Linked DNA regions of Homo sapiens: region 2 is linked to region 1. A link is an interaction called in ENCODE POLR2A ChIA-PET data of the cell type or tissue named here. Cell type or tissue: OCI-LY7. All regions are shown on one strand. Region 1 has its middle 24 kb from the start of IFNAR2. Region 2 overlaps IFNAR2-IL10RB (IFNAR2-IL10RB readthrough).

Region 1 (2,500 bases):
GAGAGGCAAGTACAGTCTGCCCTCGATATCCGTTGGTTCCACATCTGAGGATCAACCAACTGCTGATCAAAAAAATTTGGAAAGAAAGCCCCGATAAAACAATACAAGAATAAAAATAATACAAATTAAAAATATAGCATAACAACTATTTACATAGTATCTACATTGTATTAGGTATTATAAGTAATCTAGGGCTGATTTAAAGTATACTAGGCTGGGCGCAGTGGCTCATGCCTGTAATTCCAGCACTTTGAGAGGCCGAGGCGGGCGGATCACGAGGTCAGGAGATTGAGACCATTCTGGCCAACATGGTGAAACCCTGTCTCTACTAAAAACACAAAAATTAGCTGGGTGTGGTGATGCACGCCTGTAATCCCAGCTACTTGGGAGGCTGAGACAGGAGAATCACTTGAACCCGGGAGGTGGAGACTGCAGTGAGCCGAGATTGTGCCACTGCACTCCAGCCTGGCAACAGAGCAAGACTCCATCTCAAAAAAAAAAAAAAAGTATACTGGAGGTGTGCATAAGTTATATGCAAATACTATGCCATTTTGTATTGGGTTGGTGCAAAAGTCATTGCGGTTTTTGCCATAAAGACGAAAAAGGCAAAAACTGCAATATTTTTGCACCAACCTAATACAAGGGGCTTGGGCATCTGTGGATTTTGGTATCCCTGGGGGCCTGGAAACAATCCCCCATGAATACGGAGGATTGGCTTTATATAGATGACTCCCTTTGCTTAAATACCTGGCTTCATGGTGATGGTGAGCATAGAGGAAGGACATCTTGGAGAAGAAGCAGATTTACAGAGAAGATGATGAGTTGGCTTTGGACACGTTGACTCTGATGTGCCTGTTAGATGTCTAAGGGGAATACCAGTGCTCAGACGAGAGGTCTGGCTGGGCAGGCCTTGGCTGGCAAATGGTAACCGAATCTGTGGGAGTGGATGCCATTGCAGTGTTTCTCTATGGAGTGTGGGTATTGGCATGCGAGGATGGACAGTTCTTTGGTGATACTGCCTTCTGTTTGGTCCCTCTGCCGCCATCCACTGAACACTAGTAACACAGCATCCACGCTGCTGTTGTGACAACCAAAGCCACCTTCACACATTTCCCAATGCCACTTCCCCTTAAGAACTTGTAGTCTAGAGAGAGAATCTAGAATGAAACATGAAAAAGGCCTATATTGAGATGTTGTAGAGCAGGGGTGTCCAATCTTTTGGCTTCCCTGGGCCACACTGGAAGAAGAAATGTCTTGGGCCACACATAAAATACACTAACAATAACGATAGCTGATGAGCTAAACACACACACACACACACACACACACACACACACACACACACACACACATCTCATAATGTTTTAAGAAAGCTTACGAATTTGTGTTAGGCTGCATTCAAAGCTGTCCTGGGCTGTGGGTTGGACAAGCTTGATGTAGAGGAAGAGGAAGTGGCAAAAAAAAAAAAAAAAAAAAGAAAGAAAGAAAAAGAAAAGCTGAGAAGTGGCCAGAGAGGGGAGAAAGACCAGGTGTTACACAAAGCCCAGAAAAGAGGGTGTTTCTAGAAGAGACGAGGAAGGCCAATTGTCTTGAACCTGTTGAGAAGTCAAGTGGGTACCTAGCAATGATGAGGTCAGTGGTGTGTGGGGAGGAGTGTGAGCTAGCGTGGGCTGGGGTGAGATATGAGTGGTGACCTGGCAGGGGTGGGTCTTTTGTTCACTCCTGTGTGTGCAGGTCCATGCATTCATACGTGATCACTGCACATCCTGGATTTTCTAGGACAGTACCATTTAAAAAAATGTAATTCTGGCTGGGTGCGCTGGCTCATGCCTGTAATCCCAGCACTCAGGGAGGCTGAGGTGGGTGGATCGCTTGAGCCAAGGAGTTCAAGATCAGCCTGGGCAACCTGGTGAGACCCTGTCTCTACAAAAAAATACAAAAATTAGCCAGGCGTTGTGGCACACAACTGTAGTCCCATCTATTTGGGAAGCTGAGGTGGGAGGATCACCTGAGCCCGGGAGGTCATGGCTGCAGTAAGCCATGATCACACCACTGTGCTCCAGCCTGGGTGACAGAGTGAGACAAAAACACTTAATTTTTTTTCTAACAAAGGCAATTCATTAAAAAGTCACTTAAATAGAATTAACTTTATTTTGTTGTAGTTTTCATAGAAATCATATAAAACAGAAAAAAATAATCAAATTAAGACCCCCTTGTCTTAAGTCTTAGTTGAGGAAAAAACCTTTTTTTTTTTTTTTTTTTTTTTTTTTTTTTTTTTAAAGAAACAAACCCAACTGAGGCCAAATATTCTAGTGATGCAGGCATTGCTCAGACGTGGTCTAAGAAGCGTGCAGCAGCTTCAAGGGGAATTCTGGAAGGGAATTCCCACATTTTGAGCAGTGGCCACATTCCTGGGATAGGCGTAGAAGAGGAAAGCAATCTTGGCCCAGGTGCTTCTGCAGTGCCTCTCAGGAGGTTGAATTATCCACTAAGGCTGAAT
Region 2 (2,500 bases), 73 kb before region 1:
GTCCTGAAAGTCTGCTCTACACATATCCCTTAGGAGTCTGGGAAGCTTGAGCCAGAGATACCAGTAACCCCTCAGTCTGGGAAGCTCTTGGCTTACAGAGGACCAGTCCATAAGGTGCTGCCACCTTGCAAGATTCTGCAAAGAATATGAAAGCCTACTACCTCTGAAATGCAATTAGCCAACCTTACCTTTTCATCAGTACCGTTTTTCCAGTATTGCACATTATAAGTCCATGAGTTATACACATTCTTCATAGTCCAAGTTTCGTATTCATTCTCAATTTTAGGGGCTAAGAAACGCATATGTAAAGAATCAGCAAGTACTTCTACTTGCATTCCAGGGGGTCCAATAATGGCTAAGCAGAAGAACAAGCAAAATGACAATCAAAAATCACATTTTAAAAACTTCAACATTAATTTTTCATAACCATGCAGAACAATTAGTCCACGGAAGTACACTGCTTTGATATACTATTGTCATGACATTGATTGACATGGCTAAGAAGGGTAGTTGGATTTAGTTTCTTTTAAAAAATCTGATAATCTTTGTCTTTCTTAATGAAGTTTAGTCCACTTATGTTTATTGTGGTTTCTGATACATTTGGAATTATTCCAGCTACGCTATTTTGTATTTTCTATAAGGATTTCTTTTTAAATTTCTATTTTATGTTTTTGGTGTCTTCTCCTCTTTTATTCCTGCTTTTTGTTGGCTTGAATTTTATTTCCTTTTTCAGGATGGAAGCTACAGATGGCATCTCTATTATTTTTAGTGGCCACCTTTACATGTTTAACATATATAATTAACCATATATATTTCCAACAATGTCTAAAGCTGTTTCCCTTCTGAATGCTCTTTTACTAGATATTCATGTGGCTGGCTCCTTCACTTCATATGGGTCTCTGCTCAAATGCTACTTCCTCAGAGAGACTGTATCTTACCATTCTATGTAGAAGTGCAGCTCCCATTACTTTCTGTCCTATTGCCTTGCTTCAGTCTTCTTAAGAACCATAGTCACTACCTGTCATGTAATATGTATCTATTTATTTATTATCTGTATTCCTGATTAGCACATATATGCTCCATGAGGTATTTTGTCTCGTTCATTGTTGTAGCTTCAGTGCTCAGAATGCAGCTGTTACACAGATGTACTCAATAATAACTATAGAATGATTCATAAATGGTTCCAGGCAATCATGGTGTTTGAGTTATGTCCTGTATTCTTCTTTGGCTGCTGTTACTTTTTCAGGGCTGTTAATGGACCTGCTTCCATCATTCTAAAGTGCTCGTCTGAAAACCAGACAAGAAAACTTGTTGGAATACTTTGCCAAAGCAAGTATAAATAGGTTATGCATGATGCCTGGAAACACTTTCCTATCACTAAAATACATAGACTTCAAGAGGCAAATCTCCAATATTGGGTAGTAGTTGCTAAGAGCACAGAAGCAAGAGCCTGGGTCTGAATCCTTGCTCAGCCACTCATGACCTGTATGACTTTTTGACAAGCTGCTTAACCGTGTTGTACCTAGGCTCTAAAGGGAACTTCCATGGATGGGAGCTAACAGGATTTGGGACAAGTTAGGACCTGGTAAGCCAGTTAGCAATTATAGGAGCAAAAACTTGTACTTTTAACTATTGTGAAACTTACTTTTCTGTTCATCTTTCCTTTGTTTTTGTAAAGGTACCATTAGAAAATATAATCTAACTTTGATAATTTATGATTCCAAAAGTAAGACGTTTTTACCCAGGCTTGGGATGGAATTGGGAAAGGGAAGAAAGGCATCCTAGCATCATTCTCTACCAGGGAGGATGTAACTGTAGGGGTCATGGGGGTCCAGAGCAGGGACCGGCATAAAGACCACTCCCCATATAGAGACACTTCTTTTTTTGAGATAAGACTTCACTCTGGTCACCCAGGCTGCTGGAGTGCAGTGGTGTGATAATGGCTCACTGCAGCCTTGACTTCCCAGGCTCAGATGACTCTCCCACCTCAGCCTCCCAAGTAGCTGGGACTACAAGCACACTCCACCATGCCTGGCTAATTTTTTTTTTTTTTTTTTTTTGGTATTTTTTTTGTTTTTTGTAGAGACAGGGTTTCACCATGTTGCCCAGGCTGGTCTTAAATTCCTGGGCTCAAGGACAAGTGTGGTGGTTCATGTCTGTAATCCCAGCACTTTGGGAGGCTGAGGCAGGTGGATCACTTAAGGTCAGGAGTTCAAGACCAGCCTGGCCAACATGGTGAGACCCCGTCTCTACTAAAAATACAAAAAAATTTAGCTGGGCATAGTGACAGGCACTTGAAGTCCCAGCTACTCAGGAGGCTGAGGCACGAGAATCATTTGAACCCTGGAGGCAGTTTGCAGTGATCTGAGATCGCGCCACTGCACTTCAGCCTGGGTGTCAGAGTGAGACTTTGTCTCAAAAAAAAAAAAAAAAAAAAAGAAAGAAAGAAAGAAAAAAAGAAAATTCCTGGGCTCAAGTGATCCACCACCTCAGCCTCCCA

Evidence for each region. Peaks named below come from ENCODE experiments on the same cell type or tissue, not always from the same donor. Only the 100,000 strongest peaks of a DNase experiment are listed, where the experiment ranks them.
Region 2: POLR2A ChIA-PET joins it to region 1 with 27 read pairs; 12 of 35 experiments call an interaction of 5 or more read pairs at or near these places.

The regions. Positions count from the first base shown.
Region 1 is chr21:33,204,237-33,206,736 of GRCh38, reverse strand. No RefSeq gene overlaps it. Among named protein-coding and RNA genes, the nearest start is that of IFNAR2, 24 kb to the left of the region's middle. RefSeq lists a silencer at 1,039-1,098. In OCI-LY7, CTCF peaks have their summits at 872 and 1,071 (motif pointing left); DNase peaks (open chromatin) are centred at 1,086 and 1,526; H3K4me3 peaks cover 1,361 bases; H3K27ac peaks cover 1,990 bases.
Region 2 is chr21:33,277,607-33,280,106 of GRCh38, reverse strand. It overlaps IFNAR2-IL10RB (IFNAR2-IL10RB readthrough), which reads right to left. Exons shown (of 13, transcript NM_001414505.1): 10 at 189-355. It overlaps IL10RB (interleukin 10 receptor subunit beta), which reads right to left. Exons shown (of 7, transcript NM_000628.5): 4 at 189-355. Among named protein-coding and RNA genes, the nearest start is that of IL10RB, 12 kb to the right of the region's middle. In OCI-LY7, no CTCF peak of the experiment used is centred here; no DNase peak of the experiment used is centred here.